2 separate regions of the Homo sapiens genome follow, and region 1 is linked to region 2. The links are chromatin loops, found by intact Hi-C in ENCODE. Cell type or tissue: endothelial cell of umbilical vein. All regions are shown on one strand. Each heading gives the region's core, and the rest is flanking DNA. Links, peaks and the distances in the headings are about the cores only.

Evidence for each region. Peaks named below come from ENCODE experiments on the same cell type or tissue, not always from the same donor. Only the 100,000 strongest peaks of a DNase experiment are listed, where the experiment ranks them.
Region 1: it touches region 2 in a loop (3-fold over the local background); 3 of 110 quality-filtered maps call a loop at or near these places.

The regions. Positions count from the first base shown.
Region 1 is chr3:69,415,938-69,427,319 of GRCh38, reverse strand. It overlaps a transcript of FRMD4B not described here. Among named protein-coding and RNA genes, the nearest start is that of FRMD4B, 36 kb to the right of the region's middle. RefSeq lists enhancers at 5,643-6,142, 6,143-6,644. In endothelial cell of umbilical vein, for the core only: no CTCF peak of the experiment used is centred there; DNase peaks (open chromatin) are centred at 1,899, 4,399 and 6,339; H3K27ac peaks cover 1,210 bases.
Region 2 is chr3:69,347,704-69,359,085 of GRCh38, reverse strand. The region is part of intron 1 of FRMD4B (FERM domain containing 4B); the gene reads left to right. Among named protein-coding and RNA genes, the nearest start is that of FRMD4B, 33 kb to the left of the region's middle. In endothelial cell of umbilical vein, for the core only: no CTCF peak of the experiment used is centred there; DNase peaks (open chromatin) are centred at 3,935, 5,365 and 6,545; H3K4me3 peaks cover 2,797 bases; H3K27ac peaks cover 3,699 bases.

The DNA of each region.
Region 1 (11,382 bases), core at 1,864-9,863, 69 kb before region 2:
AGTAATATATAACAATATATTATAAATATATTATATAACATATAAATATATATTATATTTATATAGTATGTAATTGTTTCCCAGAGTTATTTTTACCACAGAGCCCTTCTCCCACAGAAAATATTGAGGGGTTAATGCTTCCTGGATCACTTTTTGGAAATCTTTGTATTAGGGATTTTCCAAATTTACCACCAGAGGTCAGTTTTCCCCTCCTTTTATATTCTGACTAAACACTGACAAAACTTAATTTTCTCTCAGCACACCTGAGACAGGCTGACATTTTTCAAGTAGACTTTGCTTAAAACTTTTAAGGGATGAGTGAAAGAAATAAAAAAATAAGAATCCCTATAAATAGTCACATTTCCAAAATCTATGAGGCTGAGCCAAAGAAATAGCAAATCTACCAAGCTCTGTTGTACCAGTATGGAGAACAAATTCTCAGCCATATTGCTTGGCTCTTTTTCCCTCCTGTTTCTCAGCCAAGTGGCCTTTCTGTCATCTCAGCCCCTAAGCGCATCTGTGGGCTTATCTTATTACATCTGAGGATAAATCCCATAGACCCTGTGTTTTCACGGTTAAAATTATTTTCTGATTTAAATATCCTGGGTCTGCAGTGTGATCTTTCCTCTCAGTCCTAGCTGGCAGCTCTGAGATAGCTCTGTGGTAATGAACAAATATGGCACTCCTGTGAATCTTCTAGTCCTAAGAAAAGCAACTATGCAGTTAATATGCTCCCCTCCTTTCCTCTGCCAGGACAGACATTATTAATCAACACAGCACCCTTTCTTTGTAGAACTCAGAACGGGTCTCACAATACTTCCTGAAACAGGGCTCCAGGCAGGCATTACCAATAGGTTGGTATTAACGTGAGAAAACTCTAAGGCTAAGTCGTAAATTCCTTCCACTTCTGGACTATTCTCTGTTGACTGTCTTTTGAATGTTAATCTCCGTAATCCTTTACCCAACACACACACATGCACACACACACACACACACACGCTTTTAAAAGTTTGTTTCAAATCCACAATAATGAAAACCTATTCATTACAGCCCCAGCATTTCCTTATTCATACCTTATCCTTAGCAAACTATATGGGTGCAACACCTGATTTAAAGAGAAGGGCTGTTACATCCCAGCATATGCCAGAAGCTCCACACTTAGCCCATTCTGTTGTTTAACTTTGGATTCCTATTGATAACATGGCATATGCCCTGTTTTAAAATTAGCACTTGCTTAGAGTTGCCTTTGTGTGAGGTATTTAGGAAATGGCCTGTGTTCTTGATCAATCTTTAGCAAAAGCTGTGGTATTAAAGCTATTAAAAGGCCTAACCTGTTATGGTAGACTTTGAAACTAATTATCACCTGACGGTTCATTTCTTTTTAATGCTGAAAGCTTATTTTAGCATTAAAGAATAAGAGGGTAATATAGTGTAGTCATTAAGCATACGCTCTGGAGTTAGATGAGGTTCAACTCTTGGCTCCCCCACTTACTTGGGCTTTGGGATCTTTGGAGAGTTACTAATTAATCCTTTTAAGTCTTCTGAAAAAAAAGATAAAAATAATACCTATCTTATTGTGGTGCTTTTATAAAACATTATTGTGCATCTACTTTGTACCAAGTGCAAAACATCACAGTGAGGATTGAATGAATTGGGAATTTACTTCACCTGGCATCAAGATGGAACTATTAATCTTTTAAAGCCCTTTTATGTTTCAGCTGAAGCCATCACGAAAGGTAGGGGCAAAAGAAGACATGCATGTTATTGAATTGCAGATCGATTAGAGATGAGATTTAGGTGGAGGCTGGCCAGCAGGGTCCATATTTAATTTCTCAGTTGTGCATTGGAAGTGAACTTTCCCCCATGGGCAGTAGGGTGTGCTGTGTGAACAGGATAACTACTTCTAGCACTAGTTTCAGGTGAGAGTGTCTCTCTTCACTTTTGGGGAGTGTGTTCGTGAACTAATGAGCAGCAAGTTCCACTTTGCTGTTAGTTCTCTAGCTTCTGTTTCTTGTGAACTTTAACTCCATGCACGTTTCTTATGGCAATAGAATTGATTAACATTTACTGCATGTCCTTTCTGGCCAATGCAGTGTTGAAATGAATTTACTGTGTAAGAAGGAGGTGACGCTAATACACTGGATATTGTTAAGAAGGCATCATGGAAATACTATATAAATTAACTACTGATAAGAGATAATAACACCATGAAAAACCATGGAAGAGATGAAAGCCTTTTAAAACACTAATAGCACATCACCTACCTTCCTATTTGCCTAAGTCACTGTCTGGCTGCAGAGAAGTAAGCAGAGGTAAAGTACATAAAAGCAGAGGGTTGCGGGTAGGTAGAAATAAAAGGCTGTTATAGTTCAAGTCCTAATTACCAAAGGCTAAAGATAAGGTCAACAGCACCTGTGATTTTTCTATATTACATCTATATAACTTGTTATTTAGAATCTTACATTCATTATTTTAGCTTTGCCTCTTGAAATCAGCTTCAGAATTACCTTCCTAAGCAAATTTTAAATTCATCTTTGAATTTTTAAAGAAGTTGCTTTTTTATTTAAATCCCATATTGGGATTTAAGGTAGTCAACATATATCTTACCTCAATTCTTTTGTCTTATAAAAGTAATTCTGTTTCTGCCAATCTAATAGGAGAAAAAATATCTCATTTGTTTAATATTTATTTCCGACTATCAGTGAAGGATTTTTGTATATTTATTGGCTGTTTGTGTTTCTTATGAAAATTGCTTATTCCCATCCCTCTTTGTCTGTGGATTTGCTTCTTATATTAGTAAGCTAAGAGAGAAACCACTCAGAAGTGACAGACTAAGGCACATGTGCCTTAATAATACAATCCTGGCTGTGCTGTGGCTTTCACCTGTAATCCTATCTCTTTGGGAGGCCAAAGCGGGAAGATCGCTTGAGTCCAGGAGTTCGATGCTGCAGTGAGCCATGATCACACCACTGCACTCCAGCCTGGGTGACAGAGTGAGACCTTGTCCTTTTAGTGTCAGTATACAGTCAGTTCTCATTATTTGAGGTAGTTATATTCAGTAAAGGCATCATGAACACCAAATTAGCAAATACTGAAACATCACACCTAGGGGGAAATAAGTTATGCTGCTATAAACCTCGTCACAACATTCTCATCAGCCAGTCAGTACATAACCTTGTTTTAAGTGTGTTTCTGTTTAAAGACACATTATTTAATATATGTAGTTGATTCATTAACATTGAACTCATATCAAAAGTACTATAATTCATGTTTGAATGAAGCTTATCTAAGACATTATTTTTTTTTAACAAGGACATTGCAGCTGCCTTCCACTTAGGAACTTTGTCCATTTGGGCTGCTGTTACGAAATACCATAAGCTGGGTAGCTTATAAACAACAGAAATGTATTTCTCACAGTTCTGGAGCCTGGGAAATTCACCATGAAGACACCAGGCCATTCAGTGTCAATGGATGAGGGTCCTGCTAATACCACTTGACAGTCCACTTGATTTGGTAGACCCTGATAAGGGTCCACTTTCTGGTTCATAAATGGCACCTTCTCATTGTGTCTTCACTTGGTAGAAGGGGTAAGGCAGCTCTCTGGGGCCTCTTTCATGAGGGCACTAATCCCGTTCATGAGGACTGTGTTCTCATGACCTAATCATGTCCCAGAGGCCCTATCTCCTATCATTCTGACACGGGTGATTAAGCTTCAAACTATTAATTTTGGAAATACACAAACATTCATACCACAGCTAATTTAGCAGTTCAGCACTATGCTTAGGGGGCATTTTAAACAGCAAAATCACCAACCAAAAGCACCAACATGTGTAAAACAGGTTGCTACATAGACTCTGAAAGGGACGTGTGTACCTAACATGAACTGAAACAAGAGGGCAGCGCTTTATTTTGTTATATCTCAGCTGAGAACAGGAGCATTGGGTGACTCAAATTTTTTGCTGTTCCCCACAAGTCAGAGAATGATTGCAAAAATACCTCGAGCAAAGGCTAAGTGTGGTGGCTCATGCCTGTAATTGCAGCGCTTTGGGAGGCCAAGGCGGGAGGATCACTTGAGCCCAGGAGTTTGAGGCTGCAGTGGGCTATGATTGTGCCACTGCACTACAGCCTGGGCAACAGAGCGAGATCCTGTCTCTATTTTTCAAAAAAGTACCTTGAGTATTGATTTTGGAGTTATGAATGAATTCTAACCAGTAGGCAAGTTTGAATTTTGTAAATAATGAGGACTGACTATATCAATAAATTTGTCTCACAAAAAAGGGCCCTTATGGTCCTTCCCTTCATTCCTGAACAACATTGGCTAACTATACAACTTACATGGGACTCATGCCCAGTGAGTCATATATATAAGTCAGAGCTCAGCAATCCCTGCCCTACAGTTCAGCAGTCTCTCCATCAGAGAACTTTCAGGACATAGGGGTCTGCAAGCTACTGCCTGTGGGCCAAATTCAGCACACTGCCTGTTTTGCTACCGTCCTGAGCTAAGAATGTTTTTTTTTTCCTTTTTCATTTTTAAATGGTTGTATGGGAAATCAAGTAACTATTTGACACATGAAACTTATACAAAATTCAAATTTTGGCGTCCACAGATAAAGTTTTATTGGAACAAAGCCATGCGCATTTGCTTACATATTGTTGATAGCTGCTTTCATGTAATAAGGCAGAAATGAATAATTGCCATAGTGATCATATAGCCCACAGAGCTGAAAATATTTACTGTCTGGTCCTTTATAGAAAAGTTTGGTGACTACTGACCTAAAACATTGCAGCTTGTCACAATGGAGGCTCTTGCACAGGCAGTTAAAAGCTCTGTATGGAAGTGATATCTCACCTAGCAGGGGAGGGGTAAGTACTAGAAGTAAAATAGGGTTTCTCTCTTCCCTGCCCCCTCTCCTTTTCTCTTCTTTTTTTTTTTTTTTCAGAGTCTCGCTCTGTTGCTCAGGCTGGAGTGCAGTGGCATGATCTCAACGCACTACAACCTCCCGGGTTCAAGCAATTTTCCTGCCTCAGCCTCCCGAGTAGCTGGGACTACAGGCACATGCCACCACGCCCAGCTAATTTTTTGTATTTTTAGTGGAGACGGGGTTTCACCATGTGTTAGCCAGAATGGCCTCGATCTTCTGACCTCAAGTGGTCTGCCCTCCTCAGCCTCCCAAAGTGCTGGGATTACAGGCATGGGCCACCACGCCCGGCCCCTCTCCTTTTAATATAAGTTTAGATTTCAAATCCCTATGAATGTACTTTGTGTGTTGAAGCAGATTAGAAAGTATCAGGCTGCTTCTATTAACAGATCTGCAGAAACCAATTTAAATGCAACTGAAGGGAACTCATCAGAGTGAAAATAAAATAATGACACCAATATTTTTGTGTTATGGTTATGCCACGAAATTCCAGTAGCGTTGTTTCCTATCAATTAAGAAAGTAACCTTTGTTTCATTTTGTCTTTATTTTTTGTTTTACTAGCTGAAAGTTATCTTAGACATCACTTAGGCCAGGGCTATCCAAGAGAATTTTCTACAAAGCTGGACATGTTTCAGATCTGTGTTATCCAATATGGTAGCCACTAATACCTGTGGCTATTGAGCAGTTGAAAGGTGGCTGTTGTGACTGAGGAAGTGAATTTTTAATTTTTGTTTAATTTTAATTAATTTAAGATGAAATAGTCACATGTGGCTAGTGACTAGCTTATGGGACAAGGCACATCTAGACTCAAGATTGCCAACTGCTCTGCAGGCTTGATTTGTTGCCAACACTTAAAGATTGGGAGACTTTATGTAAAAGTCTGAATTGTGGCTTCCCAGGAAAAATTGGAGCATCTGGAGACACTGGGAATGCCCTCACTGGACAAAACATGTGCTCTCCAGTCCCCACTGTTCCCTGTCATCCTGTACCCAGCCTGCTACATTTTCATTGCCTGCCTGGCCTCTGTTGGCACTTGCATGTACAATCCCTAATCTAATTCAACCTCAGATGACTCTTCATACGGGAAATAAAAGCCCAGAGACACAAAGTGCCTTATGCAAAGTCATCCGGTAATTAATACTAGAGCTGGCACCAGAATTCAAGGGCCTGGCTGGTATACTGTCTCCCAGAGATCTGACTACTGGCACCTCTGGGGCTGTGTGAGGGTGGAGGAAAAGGGGGACCAAGTAGCACCTGGGTGTATCTAAGCTGCCCTCACAAATCTCATCCTCACTTATTTCCAGGCCATGGGTAGGGTGGACACTGGGTGGGTGAGGTCTCTGCCTTCTTCCCATCTGGGCTGACTCAGTGTGAGCCACAATGGGGAGTGAGGGCGTGGGAGGGAGGGAGGCCTGAACTTTCCCTGGCCCTCTCCGTCCCTGACTTCCTCTCTTATTGTTTACCCTTGCCAAGTCCAGTGTTCTCAGGGAGGGCGCATCTGGTAACATATTGTTGGTCATTTATCCTCCCTGGCATCTTTGCTTCATACAGTTCCTCTGCTCTTTTGGATCCACCTTTCTTTTTCCAAAGGGCTTTTGGCTTCTTCTGATATCCTAGCCAATTAAATCTTAGGCCAGAGTAAAAGTAGACTACCCACTTAAATCCACACAGGAGGCTTTGAAATAGTGTTTCACAGTATGAATGTTACATATTATTGTGCATTTCTCCATTCTCATGTCCCGTTCAGGTGCCTAAAGTCCTTACAGGGATAATCTTGTTTACCAACCCCAGCAGATCAAACATCTTGACCCATTTGAAACCCGAACATCTCTAATTCAGAAATAGGGGGTTTAGCATAGTGACTCCGGAGACACATTCACCTGAATTTGAGTCCTTGTTCTGCCAGTTGCTAGGTCAGTGACCTGGGGAAAATCACTTAACCTCCTGAGCCTGAATTTTTTCAAGTGTTAAAACGCTTACTTTGTAGGGCTATTGGTGAGAAATAAATCTGATCATGAAGGTAAGGTAGAAACCATGGCACCTGAGACATATGATTGTTCCATAGGTGAAAAGAATGTAGGGTTGTTTTGGTTGTTTTTTTTTTTTTTTGATATCCCTTTTCATACAAGTTACACCTGTTGCTAGAAAGCGATTCTGCCAGTTTAATCAAGCCACGCCCCTTCTGAGATTTTTCCCAGGGATTATTTTGCTTATCAACCCCAGCAGATCAAACACCTTGACCTGGCCAGGCACAGTGGCTCATGCCTGTAATCCCAGCACTTTGGGAGGCCAAGGCAGATGGATCACCTGAGGTCAGGATTTCAAGAGCAGCCTGGCCAACATGGTGAAACCCTGTCTCCACTGAAAGTACAAAAATTAGCTGGGCGTGGTGGTGGGTGCCTGTAATCCCAGCTACTCCGGAGGCTGAGGCAGGAGAATCACTTGAACCTGGGAGACAGAGGTTGCAGTGAGCCAAGATTGTGCCATTGCACTCCAGCCTGGGCGACAGGGCAAAACTCCATCTCAAACAAAGAAACAAACACCTTGACCCATTTTAAACCCAAACATCTCTTCCTGTATCTCAGTCTGCAAGTTCTTCTCTGTGTATGCTGCATAGGAACTTCCATTTACTGCTTGGTTATTTGGTTCTTGACTTTACAAGGCCTCTTCCATCCTTTTCCCAAATGTGGAGTTGCCATCCATGCACTTCTACCATACTGCATCCTATGTCATGGGCACCTGTGATTTTTGCCTGCACAGTATCCAATCCCCATTCTGGTAAGAGAGTCCCAGTTTTCCTTTGGGCTTGGGTAGCTTTGCTCTCCTGCCCCTTTTTGGTATCAAGTTTAGACAGATGACTCAGGTCTAGCCAGTGAGCCAGTGAAGGATAACTGAGGGAGTCTTGCTGGAATTATTGGGAAAGAGAATCTCACTTTCCACAACGGGTTGCTCAATGAGCCGAATATAAGCCTGGACCTATGAGTGGCCACCTCTGGCTCCACTGGAAGAGGCTGCCTGAGCATGAGATCAATACTGAGGAAAGGGAGCTGAGAGCTAGAGAGAGACAGATTTCAGGGCATTGGTGCCTGAAGCCAGATACGTCTGGGCTGATCAGGTATGTGAGCCAATAAACTCTCCATATTCATCTTCATTGAATTTATTCATTCATACTTGCTTTGGTCAGTTTCAGTTGGATTTCTACTCCTGTAACTGAAATAGTTAGGTGAAAACTCACCCCTTTTCACTTCTAAGTTTCCCCCAAACCTATTTCCCATATATTTCCTAGTTAATGTAAATCCATTTGCTGGCTGTCAACCATTTCACATATGCAACCTACATTTTCTTCCCAGTGCACTTTGCTATCTGGCCATTTGGTGCAGTTGATTCTCTTCATTTTGGTTATCTGTGCTTATTCATTCTCTACCTTATATCTTGATAATAAACACTTTGCAAACCAAGAGTATTAGTTTTTTATTGCTGCATAACAAATTACCACAAATTTAGCAGCTTAAACAACATATATGTATATATGTAATTATATATGTGTGTGTGTTATACACACACACACACACACACATAGTTGCTATGGGCCAGGAGTCTGGGCACAACTTAACTGGGTCCTCTGCTCAGTTTCTTACCAGGCTGAAATTAAGATGTTGGCCAGAGCTAGGATCTTGTCTGAGGCTCTACGTTCCCTTCCAGGCTCACTGGCTTTTGGCAGGATTCAGTTCTTTACAGTTGTAGGACTGAGGTCCCCAGCTTCTGGAAGCCACCTGCAGTTCCCTGACATGTGGCCCCCTCCACAACATGCCAACAACATGGAATTTTGCTCTTCAAAGACAGCAAGAGAACGTCTTTCGCTCTAATCTGCTAAGATGGAGTCATTGTGGGTTGATAACCCATCACCTTGGGCATATAATGTGAGTTAATCAGAGGAGTGACACCCCATCATCTTTGCCATCTTCTCTTGGCTAGAAGCAGATACAAGCCCTGGCTACACTCAAGGGAAGGGGATTACACAGGGTGTGGAGGTCATAGGGCCCATGTTAGATTTCTGCCTACTATACCACATCGACCCTCCTACCAAATGCTCTAAGCCCAATTCAGAGTAGTAATGTTTAAGGATTAATAAAATTGTTCTATGTACACCGTGTATATTTTTGGTAAACATGTGTTATTAGTTATAATGTATGAGCATATGCCTGTGTGTATACATTTTAGAGATGAAAAAGATGGCCTCAGTAGGTTAAATAATTGCCCCAAAGATATTAGATTGTAATCCCTGGAACCTGTAAATGTTACCATATATATACATCAAAGACTTTGCAGATGTGGTTAAGTTTCTTGAGATGAAAAAATTATTCTAGATTATCTGTATGGGCCCTTCATACCATCACAAGACCCCTGTGAAAGAAAGGCAAAGGGAGGCTAGAGAGACACACAGAGGAGAAAGAGATGTAAAGAGAGAGAGCAGAGATTAGAGTGATGTGGCCACAAGTCAAGCAATACTGGCAGCCACTAAGAGCTGGAAGATGAAAGGAATGATTCACCCCTACAACCTCTGGAGGAAGTATGGCTCTGCTGAAACCTTGATTTCAGCCCAGTGAAACTGATTTTGGATTTCTGACCTCCAGAACTGTGAGATAAATTTCGGCCATTTTAAGCCATCAGCTATGGTAATTTGTCACGGTAGCCAGATGAAATTAATATAATGGCGATAGTGTCTGCTTTATAATAGAATCAGGTTTGCCCTAGGCAATACATTCAGGACACAATCATGGGCAAAGACTTCGTGACTAAAACACCAAAAGCAATGGCAACAAAAGCCAAAATTGACAAACGGGATCTAATTAAACTAAAGAGCTTCTGCACAGCAAAAGAAACTATCATCAGAGTAAACAGGCAACCTACAGAATGGGAGAAAAATTTTGCAATCTATCTATCTGACAAAGGCCTAATATCCAGAATCTACAAAGAACTTAAATTTACAAGATAAAAACAACCCCATCAAAAAGTGGGTGAAGGATATGAACAGACACTTCTCAAAAGAAGACATTTATGCAGCCAACAAACATATGAAAAAAAAGCTCATCGTCACTGGTCATTAGAGAAATGCAAATCAAAACCACAATGAGATACCATCTCACACCAGTTAGAATGGTGATCGTTAAAAAGTCAGGAAACAACAGATGCTGGAGAGGATGTGGAGAAATAGGAGCCCTTTTACACTGTTGGTGGGAATGCAAATTAGTTCGACCATTGTGGAAGACAGTGTGGCAATTCCTCAAGGATCTAGAACTAGAAACACCATTTGGTCCAGCAATCCCATTACCAGGTATATACCCATAGGATTATAAATCATTCTACTATAAAGACACATGCACACATATGTTTGTTGCAGCACCATTTACAATAGCAAAGACTCGGAACCAACCCAAATGCCCATCACTGATAGACTGGATAAAGAAAATGTGGCATATATACATGATGGAATACTATGCAGCCATAAAAAAGAATGAGTTCATGTCCTTTGCAGGGACATGGATGAAGCTGGAAAACATCATTCTCAGCAAACTAACACAGGAACAGAAAACCAAACACCACATGTTCTCACTCATAAGTAGGAGCTGAACAATGAGAACACCTGGACACAGGGAAGGGAACATCACACACCTGGGCCTATCGGGAGGTTGGGGGCAAGGGGATGGATAGCATTAGGAGAAACACCTAATACATGCAGGGCTTAAAACCTAGATGATGGGTTGATGGGTGCAGCAAACCACCATGGCACATATATACCTATGTAACAAACCTGCACATTCTGCACGTGTATCCCAGAACTTAAAGTATAATAATTTAAAAAAAAAGAACAGGTTTGCATTTGAGGTTTTTGAGCCTGAAGACAATTTGGCCAGATTCAGTGGGTTGCAATCTAACTTATAATTTATATTCTCAGCTGGGTGCAGTGGCACACACCTGTAGCCCCAGCTACTTTGGAGGCCAAAGTGAGAGGATCACTTGAGTCCAGAAATTCAAGGATGCAGTTTATTGTGGGTGCCTGTGAATAGCCATTGCATTCTAGCCTGGGCAACAGAGTGAGACCCTGTCTCTACAAAAAAATTTTTAATAAAGCAATTTCTCCCAGAAAGATCCTTGGAACACCTGCTTTTTCTTTCTGTATGTCAGCTTTCAGCAGCTGAGAATACCTGCTTTGCATCTTTGGGGATGCTTATTTAGAAATGCATTACTCAGAACCACGTGCAAAACAGTACCTGTTATTAAGGGCAGGCCCAAAATTTAGCTTTGAGCTACTTGGTATGCCCTGGCAGTCAAAGCAAAAAGTGGTTCCCCTATATAAAACTTTTAATATTTAATCTTTCTAACTCAGAGGACAGGGCACTTTATTCAGCAGGGGAGTCTAGTTTTCATCTTGAATAAATGATTAATTTCATAGAGAATAAA
Region 2 (11,382 bases), core at 2,238-10,237:
AGCAGAGCTAGCTACATAATTTACCAGACTCTACATATCTTTTCTGTGTCTATAGCCAAATACCACAGACTGGGTAATTTATAAAGAAAACAGATTTATTTGGCTCATGGTTCTGGAGGCTGGGAAGTCCAACAACATGGCACTGGCATCTGGCAGGGTCATCCCATGGCTGAAGGCAGAAGGGTGCACAGGTTCACAGGAAGAAACAGGAAAAATGTGGGCTGAACTTATCTTTTATTAGAAGCCCACCTCCATGATAACTCATCTACTTCTGTGACAATGAATTAATAATCCATTATCATGTCTTGAAGGTCCCACTTCTTTTTTTGTTTGTTTATTTGTTTGTTTTTGAGGCAGGGTCTCACTGTGTCACCCAGGCTGAAGTGTAGTGGCAGAGTCTTGGCTCACTGCAGCCTCAACCTCCCAGGCTCAAGTGATTCTCCTACCTCAGCCTCCTGAGTATCTGGGACTATAGGCGCATGCCACCACACTTGGCTAATTTTTGTGTATTTTGTAGAGATGGAGTTTCACTATATTGCCCAGGCTGGTCTCAAACTCCTGAACTCAAGCAATCTGTTTTTTTTGGCTTCCCAAACTGCTGGGATTACAGGCATGTGCCCCCCGGATCTGGCCAGTCCCACCTCTTAATACTGTGAAAATGGCAATCAAATTTTAACATGAGTTTTAGTGGGGACATTCAAACCATAGCACAATGCAAAATGAAAATGTGGGATTCCTTGTTCAAAAATGATTAAGAATTGTGAGACAGCAGAACACTAAACCAAGCATGAGGCCCTTCTGAGCACTGAATCCTGTGGGCCTACATAGGCCACACACCCAGCTCTGACATCCAATACCTGATAGACATTCAAAAAATAATTACTGCAGTGAATGCAAATTTAAGAAAAATCATCAGGTATCCAAGGAGCTCTGACATACAGATTGATAAAAGATTAAAAACAGAAACCAGCATGTGTGTGAAAGAAATGTGTAATTCCTCAATTGCAGAGTTGACTATGAGGTGACAAATAAAGTGATTACTCTTCTCTTTTTGAGAGATGCCAGGTCCAGGCTGCAAATTTTTCGAAGGTCAGAACCATGGTGTTTTCATATTTGACTTCCTTGTAAGGCCTCTGCATGTATTTGATGCTCAAGAAATATTTGAACTGAAACTGAATTGTTTCTAGAGGCTGAATTAGAGAAGGATGAGAAGTTATGAGGAAATATTTTTTCTTTAGTGCAAACCTCACTAAATTTAGGAGGAGATGAGCTGGTCTTCAAGTTTGTCCTCTTACTTTATGACAAATGGTTTAGTGCTATGCCCAGCTGTCAGAATTTTGGAAAACTGCAATACATTGCCTCTGTTGTGATTTTATGGTGCGTCTGGCATTCATTCAGTATGTGAAATGTTCTGTGATGAAAGTGATAGTTTTGAGATAAAACGCAAAGCTTCTCCTAAAGACAAAAATTGGGATCCTGCTTCCACAAATTTTTCCTTAAATTGGTGGACATATTTCCTTTATTCCACCCTCACAGTCAATAAAACCCTCCACAAAGTCACCAATACATATGTACAAGCTCACCAGTTAGGTGATCATCCAACTGTGTCACAATTTGTATTTTATAGGCACAGTTTCACATATAAGCTCATATTTCATTTGGACCTATTCCAGGATATAGTTTCATTTTCAACGGGACTCCTAAACAGGGCTCCCCAAGTCTACATTCCTGAATCCCAGGTTAAGCCCTGCCTTGTATCTGGCTGCACGGCAGAAGGCATTTGGAAGAACATTTGTTTCAAGTTGGATATAGCATCAGCTTTGCCACTGTCCCATTCTGGCCTTTGAATGCCAGTTATCTGGGACCCCTTCTGATTTACTGATTACAAAACTCCTATCTGATACCCTACTACTGCAGGAATTATCCATTTCCTCACGACTGAATCCCTGGCACCTATGCCCTTGTCCCGTCTTTGCACCTAGAGCCCCACCAAACTCTCCAATCCTGTGTTTATAAGCACCCACATTCTTGAACAGTGTTGGTCAGTGGACTAATGGTGTCAGATTCCAATTATCCTTTCTCACACAAACTGACATATTAGATAGGATATTTTTGTTTGCAAATAAAGTTTTGTTTAAAAATCAGAACCAGCTTGAGCAGAAACGGAAATTATAGACTCAGTAACTGAAAAGGCCAGGGAATGACTTCAGGTTCAATGGCATTTCATAATTCAGACAGTGACATTGGAGTATGTCTCTCTCCAACTCTTCTGTCTGGCATGAGGTTTCCTGGTAGCCCCAGATTTTCATCCAAGCAACTTTGTAACTCCAGAACAAACAAAAACAAAGATACTTCTTCTCTGATCCCTATGACTAATGGGTATGGGGTGTATTAGTAAGGGTTCTCTAAAGGGACAGAGTTAATAGGATATTATATATATATGTATATATATTATATATATGTATATATACGTGTGTGTATATATGTATGTGTGTGTGTATATATATATCTATATATAAAGGGGAGTTTATTAAGTATTAACTCACATGATAACAAGGTCCCACAATAGGCCGTCTGCAGGCTGAGGAGCAAGGAGAGCCAGTCCGAGTCCCCAAACTGAAGAACTTGGAGTCTGATATTCCAGGTCAGGAAGCATCCAGCACGAGAGAAAGATGTAGGCTGGGAGGCTAGGCCAGTCTTGTCTTTTCACATTTTTCTGCCTGCTTTATATTCTGGCCACAGCGGCAGCTGATCAGATGGTGCCCACCCACATCACGGGTGGGTCTGCCTTTCCCAGCCCACTGACTTAAATGTTAATCTCCTTTGGCAATACCCTCAGAGGCACACCCAGGATCAATACTTGGCATCCTTCAATCCAATCAAGTTGACACTAAGTATTAACCATCACATGGGGGTAGAGTGATTTTATTGGTCAGTCTTGAATCACATATTCATCTTCTTTATATGGGGATATGGGGTTCCCCCCTACCCCCAGTTATTTGGATGGTGTCCCCAAAGAAAAGCGGGGATCCTGTTTCCTAATTTTTTTTCTTTTTTGAGATGGAATCTTGCTTGCTCTGTCACCCAGGCTGGAGTGCAGTGGTGTGATCTCAGCTCACTGCAACCTCCGGCTCCCAGGTTGAAGCAATTCTCCTGCTTCAGCCTCCCGAGTAGCTGGGAATACAGGTGCCGGCCACCACACCTGGCTAATTTTTGTATTTGTAGTAGAGATGGGGTTACGCCATGTTGGCCAGGCTGGTCTCAAACCCCTTACCTCAGGTGATCTGCCAACCTCAGCCTCCCAAAGTGCTGAGATTACAGGTGTGAGACACTGTGCCCGGCCTCCTAATTTTAATACTCCTGGTAGACTCCATCTCTATGTGTTCTCACACCATAACCTGAGCTTACCCAGCCTCCCCCCTAATTTGGTCTGTCAACCTTCATCTGGCCCTCAAGCTGCCCTGGCCTCCTGGTTTTAGCCTTGCCTAATCTAGCCCAACTTGCTGCTGAAACTGGCTATCAACATTCCGATTGTCCTTCAACAGTGAAAACATTTTTACCATACAATCAGAAATGTCCCACTAGTTCTCTCAGTCGACTCTCCAACCCAGTAAGAAAAGGTACCATGTATTGAGTTTTTACTGTTATATATTAACAAATAGAAGGTTCTGTCAAATAAAGTAATACAATAATTCCCCACCTTCCAAACAAGAAGACTCAGGCAAATGTTTTGGGTCAACCTATATAAAATTTTAGAAATGTATATGAAATATTAGAAAATTTACTCCTAATATTAGGAGTGCTCATAACACTTGTTATGCAGATTAATAACTGGAGTGATTTCTGCCTTGTGCTCTCCCTCTTGATAGGATAATTTTATTCAGCTTCTTCATGTGCATGTGTGTGCTGGCACTGGAACAAAAGTCCTCTTTGAGTCATCCTTTTATCACAGCGCAGCATCTCCACTTCTGCCCAAGTTGTTTGAGCTATATAGCACTTTTTCAATCTCCATATATGATGCTTTTCTGGGAATATCATTGCCCAGCTTTTTTTTTTTTCCTTTTTCCATTTATCCTACAAGTATATGTGCATGAAATAATGTTTAAGTAACTTGTTTCTTCTAACATCCAACCCGTCCAATTGGGAGGTCACGTGCTCACAAATAATTACTAAATATGTATTAAACTTTTTGCCACCTTTTCTACTGATATCATCAAGTGACTTCTATTTGCATCCAAACTTAGCATTGACTGAAGTTGTTACAGGCTGCCATGTCTTCCCCAGACAGTATATTGTGGTCATAGTAATTAGAGTCTTTAGAAGGATCTGAAGATAAAGCCACTCCCCGGTTTCTGAGGGATTAACATTTTGTGGGGGTAAAGGGAGGTACCCCACCCTATATTTAGATACCTGTGGTATCTCCCAGGCAAATTCTTTGAGCTTTGCATGAACTATCTCTTTTAATTTCCCCAGCACTCCTGAAGGAGATCAGGATTTTTATCTCCATTTTACAAAGGAGGGAACCAATTCTCAGAAAGATCAAGTAACTTTCCCAAGGATATATACAACTGTAAAACACGAGGTTTCTCTGACTCTAGAGAGTCTTAGAGATTTAATCTTATGGTTATATTCTTAACCATACCATACTCCTGAGCAAAATTCCAGACTGTTCTTTTTTTCAGGAGGGAGAAGCATGATACCCTGTCACAAACTTTTACTTAGTCATTCTCTTTTTTTAAAAAAAGTAAATTTATTATTTTTCCAGTATTCTATATGTTTTTCTCTCTGCCTTCAAGCATAATGTATTTTGATTATTTCCTATTCACTGAATGACTTCAATAGTAATGATTTCATTAAATGCAAATAGTGAAATGAATCTTTTCTGAGACCACGTCATTCTGCCAAGATTTTCTGTTGTGGCTGGCATCTCTGATTGATTTTACTAAGGTTGTTCCATGGAATTCTAAGTTTCTTTCTGAGTGGAAAAGCTGTTAACATCAACTGGCTGTGAGTAGCAAAGTTGAGTTAAATATTGTTTTTATTTATATTCATTAAATTCCCAGCCTCATCCAGAACATGCATAGAAGTTTAGATTCATACATGGCATCGCCTATCTCTGAATAATTACCCAACCTAAAGCTTGCATTATCAAGGAAGTTTAGAAAACAGTAGATGACATTTCATCATATGTTTTAAATGTGTTGTAAAGAAAGCGTTTGAGTGGCCAAAAGAAATAGCAGAAGTTTTTTAGTTGTTTTTATTTTCCCATTTCTCCCGTGACTCATATTGAAAGGCTTTTGTTTCTAATCAAAGAAACAAACAGTATGGTCATTTCCTTGAGATTATATGGCAGCGGAAGGCGTCGGGAGTTTTTAAGTTCCTACTTCCACTGGCTTGTAGTTGGAGAAAATGCAAGCACATGCGCGCACACACACGCGCGCGCACACACACACACACCGCACAAGTGCTTAATACGTGTGTCTTTTGTCTTAAGCACTCTCTTCAGTTCCTTTAAATGAGCCGAGGTCATGGTGGTTCGGAGGTAAGAATGATTTTTTTTTATGATCTTCCAGTTGCAGACTGTGTAACGGTGCTTCTTCAGCTTTGACTGGCATTTCATAGCAAAATCTTGGGCAGATTTTAATATTGTACTGGGGGTGGACTAATCTAAGAACTAATATTGCAGAACCCAACTTGCAGAAAAGGAAATTACAAGAAATGTTTATCTTCACTCTTGTGAAGGAATTACTTTTTCCAAAACGGAGTTGGATGTGCTCTGTTTGATACCAAGTGAAGATGGTCCTTAAAGACGCCCATCGTCTGGAGGGTTTTCCTGTCATTGTTTTAATGCTATCTTTGCTCCTTTAAAGGTCGTGAAAGGCTGATTTCTTATTTTGCTTTAGAACTTTGGCAAATATGAAGTATGTAATTCCACTTCATCACCCTTTCCCCTGCTCCCACCACTCTCCTTTTTTCTTCTTCTTTTTTTTTTTAAATTTTAAATACTGGAGTTTCTTTATGGATGTAGAAAAGACAGAGAGAGGGCAGGAACTGTGTCAGTAAGCAACACAGAAATGCTTTTTGATTTATAATTGTTCATCGTTTCATCAGCAAGATGTGTTTGGGGCCTTCCCTGTTTTTGTGAACACTTGGCAACAAAAATTCCGTGGTGTCCTAGAGCTCATTAGCAGCCCATCTGAAAGGATCCTTTGATGTGGGTCCCTGCTTTGCCTCCAGAAAGAAGAAGGAAAATTGAATTTTGTCCTCCAGTCTAGTTTGTGGTGAGGATTCTATGTGATCAGAATTCAGCAGTTCAAGATAGAAACCTCGGAAATGCCATTTTTGGGGACGGCTTCCAATTAATTAATAAAACTTTTATGATTTGTCAGAGGAAGTCCTACATCCTTATTAAAGGGAAGGTTTTTTTTCTTTGCTGCCTTGTAATGTGGTTATGGCAAACTCATTAAGTCCAACTCCATGTGGCCATTTTTCTTCCTTGATGGGTAGATGTTGATGGTGGAGGGGAGGAATATCTGGGTAAAAAACAAAGGAAATTATCTCATCCAGTAGACTGCAAAACTCCTGGGGATAGAAGGAAGTCTGTAGAGGAAGTGGGCAGGATTGGGTAGAGAAGAGAAACATCAAAGAAATTAAATATATCACAATAGGAACTGGAATAGTACCCTTTTGCTATAATGTAACAACATAATAGTGTAGCCTTAGAAATGAGTCCATTGTCTCTAAATCGGTCCTATCTAAAGGTATCTAATGTCCGAAGGAGTGAAAAGGAATATAATCTTATCCAAATGCAGTCCTGTGACCTGGATTCTCAGAGTGACATTATGGTGACCTAAGGCCTCATTATAAATGATCCTGTTCTGAAGATTCAGGCCATAGAACATCCTGAGAAGTAAGACTATCTTGTTATGCAGCTCTTTCAGGGGTCAGAAACTACAGCTCTTAGCAGAGGGCCTAATATATTCCCAGATATACCAAGTCCCACTCCAGAGCATACTCTGTGTGTTCCACTGTGTTTGATCCTACATTTGAAGTATGCAGGGAAGTTGTTACTACTAGAATGGAGGTTGCTGCAGACAGGTACTATGTCTCACCCATGGAGAGAATTCCCAGTAACTATCAGGAGGCAGGGTGATGGGTGGTGGACAAATATTATTGGCTGAGCAGAATTGTTAGATATATTTATGCCATGGAACATTTAAACCAGAAGAAACCTTGTAAGTCACTTTGTCCAATCTCCTCATTCTGTTACTGAAGAGATTAAAATCCAGAGAAGAGGAGGAATTTTTCTAAGACTTCCTATCCCGTTAGGGGCAGGGCACAGCCTGGATTCTGGATCTCCTGAGTTCCGAATCTATGCTCTGTCCACCCTTTGCCTTTTCTGGGCCAGAGGATGATTTTGCCTAATTTCCAGCATCTCTGAATTTCATGAAGCAAGAGTTTCTTTACATGGGTGCGTGCATCTTGGAATAGAAAAGTGGGAGCTGCATCCAAATGAGATTCTGCTTTCTGTTCTGCATGGTTTCCAATTGCTAGCAGAAGCCTGTGCACAGGTGTGCAAAAGACCCCAGGAAAAGAACTACATGTCTTGTCTCTTATCACAAAAAGCTATAGTGCTAGGTAAAACCATACTAAAACACTTTCTCTTTGTTTCAAAAATATTTTGGCAACCTGAAAATACTAGTGAGCTCTCAGCAGAGGCCTGTCTCGGGATCATAATTCAAGTATGAGACTTACGTTTGTCCCTGAGGTAGATTCTGTGAAGCTCCAATTAAGACTTTTTTCTTGCTTAATGTTGGAAAACTAGAAAAAATTTTAAATGCAATATTTTCCTAAACTGGAAAAGTAAGCCTGAGTACAGGTAAACTATACATTAATATATGTTTATGTGATTTGGCAAGGTTAAACAATCAATTTATTATTCCAATAACAGCAATCTAAGAAAGGAAGGTATTGGGCTTGCTGTATACTTCAGTTGCTTTTTTTTTCCTTAAAGGAAGCTTTTGTAGATCAGGCTGTAAAGGTATGCACACTTCTGTTGTCTTGTATTGGTTTATTTTCTCATTTGGTTTTCTTTTTTTATTATTATTATACTTTAAGTTCTAGAGTACATGTGCACAATGTGCAGGTTTGTTACATATGTATACATGTGCCATGTTGCTGTGCTGCACCCATTAACTCATCATTTACATTAGGTATATCTCCTAATGCTATCCCTCCCCCCTCCCCCCTCCCCACACCCCAAGGCAGGCCCCAGCGTGTGCTGTTCCCCTTCCTGTGTCCAAGTGTTCTCATTGTTCAATTCCCACCTGTGAGTGAGAACATGCAGTGTTTGGTTATTTGTCCTTGCGATAGTTTGCTGAGAATGATAGTTTCCAGCACCATCCATGTCCCTACAAAGGACATGAACTCATTCTTCTTTATGGCTGCACAGTATTCCATGGTGTATATGTGCCACATTTTCTTAATCCAGTCTATCACTGTTGGACATTTGGATTGGTTCCAAGTCTTTGCTATTGTGAATAGTGTCACAGTAAACATACATGTTCATGTGTCTTTAAAGCAGCATGATTTATAATCCTTTGGGTATATACGCAGTAATGGGATGGCTGGGTCAAATGGTATTTCTACTGCTAGATCCCTGAGGAATCGCCACACTGTCTTCCACAATGGTTGAACTAGTTTACAGTCCCACCAACAGTGTCAAAGTGTTCCTATTTCTCCACATCCTCTCCAGCACCTGTTGTTTCCTGACTTTTTAATGATCGCCATTCTAACTGGTGTGAGATGGTATCTCATTGTGATTTTGATTTGCATTTCTCTGATGGCCAGTGATGATGAGCATTTTTTCATGTGTCTATTGGTTGCATAAATGTCTTCTTTTGAGAAGCGTCTGTTCATATCCTTTGCCCACTTTTTCATGGGGTTGTTTGTTTTTTTCTTGTAAATTTGTTGGAGTTCATTGTAGATTCTGGATATTAGCCCTTTGTCAGATGAGTAGGTTGTGAAAATTTTCTCCCATTCTATAGGTTGCCTGTTCACTCTGATGATAGTTTTTTTGCTGTGCAGAAGCTCTTTAGTTTAATTAGACCCCATTTGTCAATTTTGGCTTTTGTTGCCATTGCTTTTGGTGTTTTAGACATGAAGTCCTTGCCCATGCCTATGTCCTGAATGGTATTGCCTAGGTTTTCTTCTAGGGTTTTTATGGTTTTAGGTCTAACATTTAGGTCTTTAATCCACCTTGAATTAATTTTTGTGTAAGGTGTAAGGAAGGGATCCAATTTCAGCTTTCTACATATGGTTAGCCAGTTTTCCCAGCACCATTTATTAAATAGGGAATCCTTTCCCCATTGCTTGTTTTTCTCAGGTTTGTCAAAGATCAGATGGTTGTAGATGTGTGATATTATTTCTGAGGGCTCTGTTCTGTTCCATTGGTCTATATCTCTGTTTTGGTACCAGTACCATGCTTTTTTGGTTACTGTAGCCTTGTAGTATAGTTTGAAGTCAGGTAGCTTGATGCCTCCAGTTTCGTTCTTTTGGCTTAGGATTGACTTGGCAATGCGGGCTCTTTTTTGGTTCTATATGAACTTTAAAGTATTTTTTTCCAATTCTGTGAAGAAAGTCATTGGTAGCTTGATGGGAATGGCTTTGAATCTATAAATTACCTTGGGCAGTATGGCCATTTTCACGATATTGATTCTTCCTATCCATGAGCATGGAATGTTCTTCCATTTGTTTGTGTCCTCTTTTATTTCATTGAGCAGTGGTTTGTAGTTCTCCTTGAAGAGGTCTTTCACATCCCTTGTAAGTTGGATTCCTAGGTATTTTATTCCCTTTGAAGCAATTGTGAATGGGAGTTCACTCATGATTTGGCTCTCTGTTTGTCTGTTATTGGTGTATAAAAATGCTTGTGATTTTAGCACATTGATTTTGTATCCTGAGACTTTGCTGAAGTTGCTTATCAGCTTAAGGAGATTTTAGGCTGAGACAATGAGGTTTTCTAAATATACAATCATGTCATATGCAAACAGGGACAATTTGACTTCCTCTTTTCCTAAATGAATACCTTTATTTCTTTCTCCTGCCTGATTGCCCTGGCCAGAACTTCCAACACTATGTTGAATAGGAGTGGTGAGAGAGGGCATCCCAGTTGTCAAGGGGAATGCTTCCAGTTTTTGCCCATTCAGTATGATATTGACTGTGGGTTTGTCCTAAATAGCTCTTATTATTTTGAGATACATCCCATCAATACCTAATTTATTGAGAGTTTTTAGCATAAAGGGCTGTTGAATTTTGTCAAAGGCGTTTTCTGCATCTATTGAGATAAGCATGTGGTTTTTGTCTTTGGTTCTGTTTATATGCTGGATTACATTTATTGATTTGCATATGTTGTACCAGCCTTGCATCCCGGGGATGAAGCCCACTTGATCATGGTGGATAAGATCTTTGATGTGCTGCTGGATTCAGTTTGCCAGTGTTTTACTGAGGATCTTTGCATCGATGTTCATCAGGGATATTGGTCTAAAATTCTCTTTTTTTGTTGTGTCTCTGCCAGCCTTTGGTATCAGGATGTTGCTGGCCTCATAAAATGAGTTAGGGAGGATTCCCTCTTTTTCTATTGATTGGAATAGTTTCAGAAGGAATGGTACCAGTTCCTCCTTGTACCTCTGGTAGAATTTGGCTGTGAATCCATCTGGTCCTGGACTTTTTTTGGTTGGTAGGCTATTAATTATTGCCTCAATTTCAGAGCCTCTTATTGGTCTTTTTCAGGGATTCAACTTCTTCCAGGTTTATTCTTGGGAGGGTGTATGTGTCGAGGAACTTATCCATTTCTTCTAGATTTTCTAGTTTATTTGCGTAGAAGTGTTTATAGTATTCTCTGATGGTAGTTTGTATTTCTGTGGGATCGATGGTGATATCCCCTTTATCATTTTTTATTGCATCTATTTGATTCTTCTCTCTTTTCTTCTTTATTAGTCTTGCTAGCAGTCTATCAATTTTGTTGATCTTTTCAAAAAACCAGCTCCTGGATTCATTGATTTTTTGAAGGGTTTTTAGTGTCTCTATCTCCTTCAGTTCTGCTCTGATCTTAGTTATTTCTTGCCTTCTGCTAGCTTTTGAATGTGTTTGCTCTTGCTTCTCTAGTTCTTTTAATTGTGATGTTAGGGTGTCAAATTTAGATCTCTCCTGCTTTCTTTTGTGGGCATTTAGTGCTATAAATTTCCCTCTACACACTGCTTTAAATGTGTCCCAGAGATTCTGGTATGTTGTGTCTTTGTTCTCATTGGTTTCAGAGAACATCTTTATTTCTGCCTTCATTTCATTATGTACCCAGTAGTCTTTCAGGAGCAGGTTGTTCAGTTT